2 separate regions of the Homo sapiens genome follow, and region 1 is linked to region 2. The links are chromatin contacts, found by Hi-C or POLR2A ChIA-PET in ENCODE. All regions are on one chromosome and are shown on one strand. The core of a region is the stretch at or near the end of the contact, and the rest is flanking DNA. Distances in the headings are between cores, read along the strand shown.

Region 1 (6,786 bases), core at 1,907-4,406, 72 kb after region 2:
GGATAAAGAGGCTCCTTCAATTGCTACCTTTGGAAACATCACCTCCTTTTGACATGGTGAGAGTCGGGGTCAAGAGAAGTGGACTCCCTCTACCATCGACTCCAGATCAAGGCTCAAGTTGAAGAGGACCAGTCCCAGGAGGGAGGAGAGGCTCACTGTTCAGCAAGCCCGTGGACACCGATGTAGAGGGGAGGCACTTGAAGAGCCCCAAATATCTGATGCCTGCAAAGTGCACTGATGACCAAAAGGGAGGGAGGGGCGTGGGGAAGGAGGGGAGAGTGAAGGAGGTGGGAAGGGAGAAGAGCAGAGGGAAGAACAGCAGGCGTGGGGTTGGGGGGCATTGCACTCCAGTCTCAACAGGCAGCCCCATTCCTGTGGCCCAGTAGGCCTGCATGTTCTAATCTCCAGGACTGATTTTACTTGCTCCAAAATACTTGCACATTGATGCCTTCACAAATAGGCTATTTTGATGAGTGAAGCAACCACCGCTTACAAAAAAGCTGTCCTCTTCAGTGTAGGTATGCCACTATGACTACAAACACCTCGGACACCCCGGCTGCACCCTATCTAGTCCCAGGAATGACTGGCTGTCAGGGTCCCCGTCAAGTCCATTCTGTGCTTGATGGCAGGTGGCCTGTGGCTTGTGCAGCCCAGAGCCAGACACCACCAGCCTGGAGGCGCCGGGGTTTCCTGCCTTGGGAAAGGCAGACAGATGGAAATAACAAGATGAAGAAAGAAAGATATGAAAGGAGGGAAGGAGGGTGACAGGGAGACAGGAGAAAAGACAGGGAGGGAGGGAGAGAGGGGGAGAGAACAAAAGAGAGACATCAAGAGGAAGAACTGAAACTAAGTTCTGGAACTTCAAAAGTAAAAACAGAACCCCAGGAACACTGACTATGGAATCTCTCCTCTGTAGAAAGGAGCACTGAGTCTATGAGCTACAGGGGAATGTGTAATCGGGCGCAGAACCTCCATCACAGATGGCCTCATCTGTTGTCAAATCTGATTAGTATTAAGAAACAGTCTTACTTGAGGTCAGGAGTTTGAGACCAGCCTGGCCAACATGGCAAAACCCTGTCTCTACTAAAAATACAAAAATTAACCGGCTTTGGTGGCCCACACCTGTAGTCCCAGCTACTCGGGAGGCTGAGGCAGGAGAATCGCTTGAACCCAGGAGGTGGAGGTTGCACTGAGCCGAGATCGCGGCACTGCACTCCAGCCTGGGTGACAGAATGAGACTCCATCTCAGGAAAAAAAAAAAAAAAAAGAAACAAAAAGAAACAGTTTCCTAGTCCAACATGGATTTGAAAAAGTCTCTGATTCTATGTTTTCTCCAATATGTTTAAAATGTGTACTACATTTAAAATACATTTTTATTTGAATTACTTTTAGGAATACTTTCAAACTATGACGGGCTGGTACAATTTCTAACTTTGAATATTGAAACAAAAATTATCTCTGAGGAAAATTTGTCGAGTTCAATATAACAAAATAAAAATATTTTTTATTTAATAAAAATAAAGAAAGAAAGAAATCCCATGTGTTCACGTCTTCATTTAGTGTTTCCCTCCCAGTTCTCAGGAGGCCACCATGCCGCCCTGTTCCGCACATAGCACTGGGTTCTTAAAAATGGTCAGTCTCGGTATTTCTGGCCGGGCAGCCCCTGGGAACAATCGCCTTGTTGATAGTTTTCCACACTTAATCAGAGAATTTAAAGCAATACAAATGGAATAGTGGTGAAAGTACCAACTCTGACCTTAACTCTTCATACATTGTCTTAAGTTTAAATTCAGCCCTCAAAAACAAATTTAAAACAAAATGAAAGTTTTTCCTCTGGATATTTGAAAGACTGACACCCATTTTCACTCTCTCAATCTAAGTGAAGCCTTATGGAAATGATTAGCACACAAGGCATATTTCTATAGTTGGATATTTATAAAATATAACGTGGCACATTAAAATTTTTCTAGACTCTATCACCACCTTAAAAATGAATATTTAAAAATTACCCTGCAGTTACATGCCAGTGTGCTTGAAATTTATTTTTATAAATATTCATTTGAATTATAGGCTTCAAATGTCTGTATCAAGCAATAAATTGTCATTTTAAAACCAGGAACAACAAAGAGTGACTGTTTATTGGGTTTAAAAAAGGCTTTTATCTCTCACAGACTTTGGGATCCGGTTTAAGGGTTGTAGAATGGTAAGAAGTATCGGGCATTTGGAAAAAATGGAGATCCAAGGAGTGAAGAAGTGTGTCAGATCTTTTTAAGCAGGAAATCGAGTGATGGCTGCCTACTGCAGGACGTCACAGATGTCTGCACCTGTCCAACCCTTGACAGATGCTCCCAACACACCCAACCTGGGAGCCAGTCAGCCTAACCATCTTCCCTGCAAATACACACAGTACAAAAATAAAATGTTCTCTCATCAAGTCTAAATAGAGATCCACATAAGCCATCCATGTCAGAGAACTCTAGCTTTGTACGCTATGATAAAAAAAAGTATTTAAAATGAAATAAACACCTTAATTCATGCTCATCTTGAGACACACTTACCAAAGTTTAAATGTTTAAAAATAAGGCAATAGACATTTTTATGGTTGATAACAAACTACAAATTTGTCTGGGGGAAAAAATCATTAAATGTTTGACAAAAGAGCTGTGATAAGAGATAAAGAACACAGTATTCACTGTCTAAAGAACCAGAGGGGAAAATACAGCTTGTCCCCGAGCCCACATTTTCAACTATGTGTGCTATGATTACAGTTCTAAACAATGGATACTGTGTCAGCACAGAGAAAAACAAACAATAGATCTTTTTCTGAAAGTATCTGTAGGAAGACCATACAAAACAGTCAACAAGGGAACTGAAATAATCCTTGCATTCTTTGCAAAAATAATACTTTAAGGTTCCTTTGCAAGAATGTTGGTATTCTTTTCCACTGTGCATTTCATTTTCCTTCATTCACTACAGATTTTCTCCCAACCTGCACCTGGTTTGAGCAGCAGTCAGCTGGCTTCTGGGGACTTTCCCTATTTCATTCCCTCTAACCCCCAGAGACTCTGGAGGCAGCTGCACAACTGTGCTTTCTTTAGTTATAAAAGCTAGCTTGTGACATCCTTTGTGTGATTCAGTTAAAAACTGAATTAACTGAAATCAATTCAACAACAACTGCCCCGGTGCTTCCCCGTAGATAGCACCGCTGGTCAGTTCGGGAGGGGATGGGACATTGAGGAGCAGGACAGTCTTCAGGAAGCTTACAGTCTGCTTTGGGGTGTGAGACACCAGGCGGGGTGTGGCTTTCATTGGGAGGGACTCCTATGAAGTGTTACAGGGTTTAGAGAAAAAAGGTGGCTGGAAATGGAAGATGAGAGGATCCTGGACAACCTGGGGGCAGAGGGACGTCATGGCTCTGAGTGGGAGTGGAGAAGATGGCATTTTGGTGGATGGGTGGAGGAAGAGCATAGGCACAGATGGCCACGTGGAGTGTGGTCCACAGATAAGTCACCTGGTGGAGTGCAGCCACAGTGCCTGAGTCAGGAGGTCTCAGCTCGTGAGTGTATCTTAGCTCAACGATACACTCAAGATCCTTGAGCTAGGAGAAACCCTATAAACCACCTAAGTGGATGCCTTCTCTTTAGAGAGGAGAGAGCTTAGGTCACAGAGAGGCTGTGACCTCCCCCAAGGGTGGTGCAGAAAGCGGCCATAGCAGTGAAGGGGAAAGGCCTCGTGGCGTTGGGGGGCCACTCGCCATAAAGGTGTGGGGGTCAGAGAAAGGGAAGATCAGAGGACACTGGAACTTGACACTGAGCTGAGGAATGAGACTGGGTGGGATCATTCATAGAAATTTCATCTGAAGCCTGGGAAGGAAGTAGGTTTGGGGGGTGGCGGGAAGGGATGATGGTGAAGTTAGTTTTTTAATTATTGCTTTTATTTATGTATTTATTGTTTGCAATTTTGAGGTCTAGTGTCCATTTAAGTGGAATGGCTTAGGAAAAGGTGCTCATATTTTAAGCTGTTCTCCTGGACTAAGGGTGAATACATAGTCCCTCTTTTAACTTGAATCTAAGTAACAGGTTTTTTGTTTGTTTGTTTTGTTTTTCAAATGATAATATGTAATATTTTAAATTCAGTATTCTAATAAATGCTAAATAAGGGATTTCTGATTTCAGTTGTTTCAGGAACACAGTCATCCCTCAGAAATGGATTGGGTGACAAGTGGTCTGCATGCTGCACACGGGCACTGGGTGAGTGTGCTTGGAGCTGTTTGTCAGGACATCATCAGCAATAGACAGAACACGAGGGAAGTAATCAGTGAAAGAAGACGAAGTTGTTAAGTTGTTTCTGACTTTATCTTTGGAGCGGGCTCACAGAACATTTGAGTGGGCTTTTTGGTATAAGAGAAAGAGCCCTACACTTTTGCCCAATTCTAGTTCTAGGCTCCAAAACAAATTTTACTAGGGTTCTGAACTGACGGGTTAGACTGTTTTTGTTAACTTTTATTCTTATAAATATTTTTGGCCATTGCAGTCCAATCAGAAGAAAAGTAGAAAGCAGGTCATTTTTACCTTCTCTAAGAAAAGAAATCCAAAATTTACAGGAAAGCCCATTCTTGAAAGTCCCTTGTGCTGCTAGGCAGGGCCTTTCGATTATTTTCAGACAGATGTTGAACCTTCAGAATTTCCTCCGTGCATCGGGGTCACTGACTACTTGTGTCTAATGCAACTCTGCACTAACTAGATTGTGCGCCGACCTCTATTTTCACTTTCAAACCTCATATTCCAACGTTGCTCAAGGTTGACTGTCACTGACTGGGCTTTTCTTTACGACTGTACTTATGAAGAACAAATGTACTTGTAAATGTTTGGGGACTTCAAATTTAGTTTACAAATGTGTAGTCCTCATTGAAGATTCGATTTGTATTATATTTAGGCAAGTTTTCTGGCTCTTAATGGGGTCCTAATGAGTCACCGATGGTAAGGCTTCAGATTCAGACCTTCCTGTTAGGATGGGGATGAGCTGTTTGTCCTCATTTGCCAATTATTTGGAAGAGAAAACCAATGTAATGCAATCGGAATCCAGTTGTATTATTAAGACCCGCATTTGAAACCTAGTTTCTTCTATCAGAAGTAATTTTTCTGATTTTTGGATTATGTACTTCTCCTTCATATAAATGAATGTTACTGCTTTTGTGGTGTTACCAGACCTAGCTTATAGAAATAAATGACAGGCCACCTGGGGGTCTGCCCGTGCAAGCATGAACTAAGCAGCAACAAGCAGTATGCCCTGCGGTGACCAGTGTGTCAGCATTCACATAAGCCCGGGACAGTGAATGCGGGCCCTTGTCAGTCACGGGCATCAGGCGCATGGCACTGGGCACAGCTGACTGCCTGTTGATGCTGATGGCTGGATGGCTGCATTTAAGTACACTTTCACAAAACTCATTTGTATCTCTTCCCGAAGAAACCTAAATGGAATTAATTTGTTGGAGGGCTGCAATGTAAAATTTTTAAATAGAGAACAAAATGGAGTATGTTGCTGTTTCATGGAAGAGAACACGGGAGAAACTAGCAATCTGTAAGCTAAAAATTGATGGCAGCCCCTGCCACAATGAATAATTGGCAATGCCATTCAGCCTTTAAAGGTATCAGATAATGAATAAGCTGGGCATAAGGCATCTAGTTCCCTTCCATTATTCTCCAATAGGTTATGTAATAAACATCCATCCCTGAAAGATAATTCTGTTTTTCATTGTTCTGTAAGAGAAGATAATTCTCTCTTTTTTTAAATTGTCCTGGAAGACATTCTTAAAACACCTTGTTAACAAACTGGCTAAATGTCCACCTACAGAATTGCACTAACTAAAACCAAAATTAGTCATTAGAGCTGTTATGCATTTGTCAGCAAATCCCTTATGTCCATCTCATGCCTGACTTTTCTTTAACAAAACTATGTTATACGTAGAACTTAGCAGTACAGATGATGCCTGCTTTGATCATACAAACGGGCTTTATACATGAATTGTAATTTCCACTTTAATTTGTTTTTGCGAAATCTTTCCTGCAGTATCATTCCATCTCAGCATTCCCCAACCACCTTTGACATTTTAATCAATTATCCTCTCATGTCTTGTTAGGCCACAAACGTATGGGCTCTATTTTTTCAAAGAAAAGTATGTTGGTCACTTACAAGATGGATCCAAATGTAAAAGATGTTTTTCACGTTCTAGCGTACATTCCTAATTGTTCTTAGTCAATGTCTGCAAATGAATAGTATGTGGAAATATCCTAAGCCCATGCTTGCTTTGTACAAAGGAATCCTTTCCCCTCTACTGAATGCTATCTGGATGGGCAATGACGACAGTTTTTCAGATCTCAAACACAACAGAACGACACACCAAGTCAGACATGAACTAAACTGCAATTGTAACTACTGAGGGAATTTTTATGCAGATTATGTAACAAAAATGAAACTAGACAAAGTGTGAGAAAGGCCACTAAAATAAAACGGTCAGGCCACGCTTTAGAACTGTAGAATCAAAGAGTCTTCACCTTTCTAGGCTGGAGACGACCTTCTCACTCACGGACCAAACCCTTGGTGTGACCTCTATTTCCCAAGAGATGAGCCTTCAGGCCTGAGGATCAGTGGCCTGATTCTTATAAAGGAGACGGTGGACTCACAAAGGCATCACGTCAGTATTTTAACAAGCTCACCTCTAAGAGATGACGTTAGATTTTCTACTGTAGCTTCGGGGGCTTAAATAGACACTCCTTAATTTAGAGT
Region 2 (7,008 bases), core at 3,315-5,814:
CAGTAAATATTTTAATTCATTTGCCAGATGAGAAGCCTGTTATAGAAAGTTGCATGTAATTTGAAAACCTTATAATCACAAACTTAGGAAGAAGTCGGAAGCACATCATTTTGGTGTTTCCACCCAGGCCAGCAGCACACGGGGTCCATGGTAAAGGAGAAACACAGAGCAAGAAGGAAGCTACGGGGAGCCACTCAAAGAAAGAAAAACATGATAGCAATCCAAATTGAATTTCCTACTTTTCAAGGAGGCATGGATAAAAATAAAACACAAATGAATATTACATAAAAGCAGGCAAAACCATGACCTGGAAAGATTCAGAATGAAATCAGCAAATATGATGTTATAGCTGATAGAACCATAAAACAATTGGAAAAAAAAGTAAGGATTTGGCCATCAGAAAAAGTATGAACAGCAAACTGACCGTTTAGGGCTTTCTTATGAAAGAAAAAAGCTAATATTCCTACTATAGTGTTGGAAATGTGAAGTAATAAATTATATCACATTAGTAAAAGATTTTTATTTTTGAGATTTTAAACTGTAAGTTGTTTGGAAGCTTACATCCTACTATATTTCAATACTTTCTTTTTTTTTTTCTTTGAGACAGTCTCACTTAGTCACCCAGGCTGGAGTGCAGTGGTGCATTCTTGGCTCACTGCAAGCTCTGCCTCCCAGGTTCACGCCATTCTCTTGCCTCAGCCTCCCGAGTAGCTGGGACTACAGGCGCCCGCCACCACGCCCGGCTAATTTTTTTTGTATTTTTAGTAGAGATGGGGTTTCACCATGTTGGCCAGGATGGTCTCAATCCCCTGACCTTGTGATCCACCCGCCTCGGCCTCCCAGAGTGCTGGGATTACAGGTGTGAGCCACCGCGCCAGGCCAATTTCAACACTTTCAAAGTATCTATAACGTACTTTTGCTTTTCTGTTAAATTTTATTCATTTAAATTAATGTGCTAAATTTTTATGGAAGCTAGCTAAATTTTTCTTTCTAAATTACTTTAATGTTTTCTAAAGCCACATATTGAAAATATCAACATCTTATCTGTTAGTTATAAATTCTTCTCAGAATTAAAAGTAACTCATTTGGGTGTTACTTTGTTTTATTTCTCAGATCTGGCAGTGCTGAAAAGCATGAGAAACATCAGAGAGTGAGCCATTGGGAGAGAAAGACTACATTTATTTGAAATTAATAATTTATTAGGGACCGTATGGGAGTTTCCTTGCTTAGTAAGCCTTTACTCACAGAGTAAATTGTTTAAATGTGACAGGGGATTTATACGATTGTTCTAAGAATAAACCATTTTATGACACCTTAGAATAGGTTAGAAGATCTGCACATATACATAGAATTGATATGCAAAAATACTTTTTAATCTAACCTTTGAGGCAGGTCATCTGTAATGTCTCATTAATAAAATTTGACTTATAGTAGATACTTCAAAGAAACAAATGGTACTTTTTACATGTTTGATAACTTACGCTTTTCATTAATTGAATGTAGCTTTTTGTAGAATTGGTGTGAAATATTATGGTCCCACTGGATATGACTGATCTTAAAAGTACTTTAGAAAACTAGGACTTAGAAGCAGGCTGCCTTCTGTTCTTGTACGTTGGCTCATTTCTTGACTAAACAACTGCTGAATAATAGGCACTTAGTAGGCATTCAATAGTTTCTTGGTAAATGAATGAGCCAAGATAAATCATGCAGTTAGGAAGAGGCGGGGACTCGTCACTGATGGGACTGTGCTGACAGTGAAGCCCAGAGCTCATGGAAGAATGCAGGGGTCATTTGTGGTCCCAGGATGAAGAGTTCTGCCTACCCAGCACCAACGAGTGGCAGACCCCCTCTCCCAGTGTGAAAGCTTCAGGAAGAGCTTAGTTTACGTGGAGCATTTTTCCCTACAGTGACTTATCCAGAGTACTGCCTCAGCATCAAGCTCCTGGGGTCTTTAGTACCCTCTGCCTTTTTGCTTTCATGCCCCTGGCCCTGGTTCTCTGGCCAGGCTCTGGGCACGCAGCTTCCTGTGTGACAGACGTGTTCCATGTTGAAGTTAAGCCATTTGATGAGGGGCTCACTATACATTTGGGCAGGAAGGAAGAACGTGCTCATAAAACTGGTGCTGCCCGGGAAGAGGGAACTTTCCCCAAATCTTGTGGCCACGGTCTAGAGCAGGAGCCTGACATTTGACGGCTGGGATATCAGCCCCAGCCTGGCTCTCCAGCCCTGGGCAAAGCATCCACTTCTCTGAGCTTCCAGTTTCCTCATCTGTCAGATGAGGGTCACATAAGCAGTTAATCTGTGGGCTGTTTTGAAGATTGAGAGGTAATACATGCAAAAGTCACAGAATTTTGTCTTGCATAGAGTAAATGATCAATAAATGTGAGCAAAAAAATCAGGAGAAGGAGGTTAGATGAGCATGAGAGACTACAGAGTTTACAGAAAGCTCTCTTAGACCCAAGATCCTGGCCCCATCTGGCTTCTCCCACACATCTGTTCCACACATTTCCCCAAAGTTCCATCCCTGTCCTGACAACACAGACCAGGAAATTCAGATTCACAGAAAACCAATAATTTAATCTAAGTCCTCTTGCTGGACAGTAAGCCAGTAAAATCCTAAATGGACTCAAAATTACCGCTCCCCTCTATTTCATTAAATTCCTAAGCCACAGTCCATTTTCTCTTTACGAGATATCCTATTTACCGGTATTACTTACCTATAGTCTTTAAAATCCAAATCCGGTTTCTGATTTTACAGTATTTTTATCTGTTCTGAAAGAATAAAGAATGGACATTTCCACTTCCCATTCACAAAGTTTGTAATTGATATTTCTAGCCATTTTGACAGCATAGGTAGAAAAATTCACCAATAAGTGAAAAGAATTTATTTTTATAATGGCTTTAACATATTTCAATCAAACACAACTACTAATTCAATTAAACACAAATGACTTTTTAGGAATTGGTCTGTTACTATTTGTCTTATGAGAAGATAATTGGAAAGTGTTGACAGAATGAATTTAATGCTAAATAGTTGGAGATGCACCAACATCCATTTAAATTTATGGGTCAAATTTTTATTTGCAGAAGTGAAATGTACAGTAGTCAAAATATTAGATTAATTTTTGACTCGGAATTATGGTAAATGCTCAATATAAAAGTTTAGGTGTTTATTTTCTTTAATCACTAAAATAAAATCCTGATGTAATATTTAACCTCGATCATTAACATGTCAACTAGCTACTTAGAAATTAACTGTGGCTTTAAGGGAAAGTAGGAAAGTTGGTACTGCTGAAAGAATTTAAGGAATTGCTCTTATTTAGCTTATTTCTAGAATGGAAATATTAAGAATTTAATAGGTGGGACAATTGGTTTGGTTAGTAATAACAAATAATAATAACATCAGCTAACACTATATGCTTATTATATATACATCAGCGACTACTCTATGCATATATATTAACTCATTTAATCCTCACAACAATCACCGAAGGTAGTAATTAATATTATCCTCACTTCATTCTGTGCTTGAAGACTGTATTTACCCACATTTCTTCCATTAAAACAAATACCCACGGGCCCGAAGAGTGCCCCCCACCCCCTTCCCTGGAGAAGAAGGGAGCCCGGGCATTCCTGACGGGCACTGGAGGAACACCTGTCACTGTCAGCCTGCAGGCCCTCCTCATCCAGGGAAAAGGATGCGGACCAGAAGGGGCCTGCACACAGGTGATGGAGCCACCCACACCAGGACCGACTGAGAGGCAGCTTCCTGTAAGCCTATCAGGGTCGGAATCCCTATCATTAGTCAGGAAATTATCTACAACATACTATCTTTAGAGCCCACTCATTCGCACATGCCTGCATTCATTCGTTCATGCATGCGTTCATTCACCCAGCAGGAGTGGAAGCCGGCTCTTTACTACAAGCTGAAAATAGACAAATAAGATAGAGTACTAGTCCTCAAAGCACTTTCAGCTTAAAAGCATATCATCCATTGCTAGGATCTATCACCATAGAATTATCATTCCCAGCTTACTAGTTTATCAGATTTGATAGCGTTCCTTGGCTTGGGGCAGAGGCCATCCCTCCTAGGTAGTTCAGGCCTTTATCACCCCAGGCCTACATACTTGCGAAAGACTCGTTTCTTAACCTGTTTTTCTGTGCACAGTTGCCAGATTGGTTTTGGCAGAGGCAGCTTCTCCCTTATCAATTTCAGGTGTTTAAAAGTTGGCAGCAACTCCTCCGTCCTAAGCCTAGAGGTAATCTGCAGTTTGTCCCCAACTCAGTTTCACCCCCTATTTTCCAACCAGCGGAAGCTCTGCCCTCACCGTGTATATACCCTGCAAATTGCCCTCTGCCCTTGCACCCACAGCTCCCCTCACCTCAGCTGCCCCACCAATCTCTGTCTAGGCCCAGCCCAGATCTTGTTTCTGGGCGGCTCTTCTCAACCACACCTGTGACCGCTCTGTCGCCCTTGAACGACTTCGGCTGGCACCTACTGTTTGCATGGGCTGAGTGCACACAGTGTCCCCTGCTGCTGGCTTGTTTTGTGCTCACACTTTTGTCTCCAGCAGCACAGTGTGACTAGCCCAGAGCAGTGTGTAGAGCAGTGCGCAGTGGATGCGGAGTGACTCTGAGGGACGATGGAGCTCGGGAGGCTGGTGGGGTCTCCTCTGGATAAGCAGGAGATGCAGAAAGTGTACTGTGAGATGGAAATCAGCCTTGCCCAGTGCAGAAACAAGCATTTCCTTTCACCAAAATCCAGGGAAGGAGAGCTTCCAGAGGTCCGGCCTTACTTAATTACAACTCTGAATGATTCGACGTGAGAAGTTACATTCCCCGATGATCTAACAGTAGGAGTTGAGTTCTCAGCTATTTGAGTTTGCATCTTGCACTGTCTGGATTCTGGGTATAAATTGGGGCAAGTTTCCTTCTCTTGACTCTCAACTCCCTCAAGTATAAAATGGGCTAAAGGCACACTGGCAGAGGCTGGGGAAATTAATTCAGATTGCTGCATTCAACAAGAAAAACACTTTGGAAATTGCAAAATATTTACATCAACAAAAAAGCACAAAAATGGTGTGTTAGTATTACAAATGAAGTCACAACCTGGCTTTCTCAGTGCTATCTTTTGTTTTTAAAGTAACGTCAGGCTTCTTATTTATCCGTGTTAGCAGTGCCCTTTATCTAAAAAATATGTAAATCCATTTGAATTAATTTCCTGTAATACCACATGAAACAATAATCATATTAGTACCATTCATAATGTACTAATAACATTAACATAATTGCATTCAAATATAAAATTGCTAGGTAATAGGCTTTTCATAAACTGTTTCAATGAAAATGTGATTTTTAACCTGACTGTGGGTCTTTGGTTCCAGATATTGTCAGAAAAAAATTCTGCCTAATGTGAGAGTTTCCCACAGTTTTTGCCTGCAGAGGAGGAATTATAAAGAGCTTTTGTGATTGAGAAGAGGAGGGTGTTCAATAGTCACATATTTCTGCACAGACTTGACCTTTCACTGTAGCTTTCTCCACAGCAGGGTCTGGTCCTTGGCGCACAGCGTGTTCTGTACGTGCTGACTCAGGGGACAGAAACACAGAGGCTGCGGCCGCCACGTGATCCTTAGACTTCTGTACCAAGTCTGTGAGGGAAGCTCTTGTGAGCAAGCTAATGTTTCTTTCCTGAGTAGCAGGTCAGTTAGCCTGTTCAAGTCTAGTTGGCTCACAGACAGTTGCAGAATTCTTTCTGGGCTCTCGGGATGGGAAGGGAAGGGTTCTCAGCCCCTTGGCATGACGACGCAAGTAACGGGTTTGAAAGGCCTCCTGGGGTCTGTAAGATACCTGGCCCCAGTTATCAAGTTAAAACTCAGGGCCTTGGATCTAGTATGTAAATTTATTTATTTTTCACAATTGCAGACAAATTTATATATTACTATTATTTTTGAGGGAGAGTCTTGTTCGGTTGCCCAGGCTGTAGTGCAGTGGTGTGATCATAGCTCACTGCAGCCTCAGCCTCCTGGTCTCAGGAGATCTCCCGCCTCAGCCTCCTGAGTAGCTGGGACTACCTGGGCATGCGCCACCACACTGGGCTAATTTTTTAAATTTTTAGTTGACATGGGGGGGGGGGTCTCACTATGTTGCCCAGGCTAGTCTTGAACTTCTGCGCTCAAGTGATCCTCCCGCCTCAGCCTCCCAAAGTGCTAGGATTACAGGTGTGAGCCACTGCACCTGGCCTAAATTTGTATTTTGTGCAAGCCAGTGATCCATTTGTTTCCTGATAAAAATGTGATGAAGTCAGAGACTGTTATAGAACCATGAGCTATGGGGCAAGTCTGTAGTGAAATTAAGTAAAGGGGAGGGAATAATTGGAATGCCGATGGCCATGTCTGAGCATCGAGATCAACCACAAATCATTCTCACAAGCACATGTCAATTTGTGATATATTATTAGATCTGAAAAAAAAAAAGAGATCATGTTGTAACTGAGTAGATCAGAGTGATTCGCTTTGATCAGATATTCCAATCTTGCCGGATCATTATAAAGCCAACCTGAATTTACACAAAGATTTTCTTCCTACTGTGCTCAAAACACAGATATATATTCCCCCGCCTGTGATCCTCCCAGTGACCCGATGAGGTAGGCAGAGAACAACATAATCTCTGCCTCTTAAATAAGCTAATTGCGCTTGAAAGTACTTTTAGCACTTTAGAACATAAATAATATTCCAGGGCAGAGTTAGCTCCCCTTTCTTTCTCTGAAATTCAGAATGGTACAGTAGAGCTGCCAGGACTACTGAGTAACACGACAGTGTGAAAAACGAAAGACAAACAGCTCAAAGTCTTGGGCCAGGGCCGTTTTTCCAGCATTTTCTGCTTTGCCCTCTACTTTCATATAGTTTAGAATTTATTTTAGAATGCACAGAATACATTTCTATATATTTGTGGTCACCTTTTCCCCACATCTTGGAAATAGCAGCAATAGACAATATTGAACACAGAAAC

The links. Hi-C counts contacts between places; a loop is a spot of excess contacts on that map. ChIA-PET counts read pairs that join two places held with the same protein, here RNA polymerase II (POLR2A). Pooled maps may share reads with other maps.
Region 1: a pooled map of right lobe of liver shows a loop between it and region 2 (2.0-fold over the local background). The contact joins the promoter of PACRG-AS3 here to the enhancer-like site in region 2. A Hi-C loop is called at or near these places in 2 of 168 maps with a recorded cell type or tissue (Right ventricle myocardium inferior and dorsolateral prefrontal cortex) and 2 of 50 pooled maps. POLR2A ChIA-PET finds 5 or more read pairs at or near these places in 2 of 52 experiments (GM10248 and T-cell).

What each region holds. Positions count from the first base shown.
Region 1 is chr6:163,188,372-163,195,157 of GRCh38, reverse strand. PACRG-AS3 (PACRG antisense RNA 3) reads left to right here and starts at 3,156. Exons shown (of 4, transcript NR_122120.1): 1 at 3,156-3,277; 2 at 4,176-4,250. The region is part of intron 4 of PACRG (parkin coregulated); the gene reads right to left.
Region 2 is chr6:163,261,992-163,268,999 of GRCh38, reverse strand. All of the region lies in intron 4 of PACRG (parkin coregulated), which reads right to left. Among named protein-coding and RNA genes, the nearest start is that of PACRG-AS1, 59 kb to the left of the region's middle. Within about 2 kb of position 4,564, at least 7 of the 41 ENCODE cell types and tissues checked have a DNase peak (open chromatin) inside an H3K27ac peak, as active enhancers do; they include dorsolateral prefrontal cortex, where a contact is called at or near this core.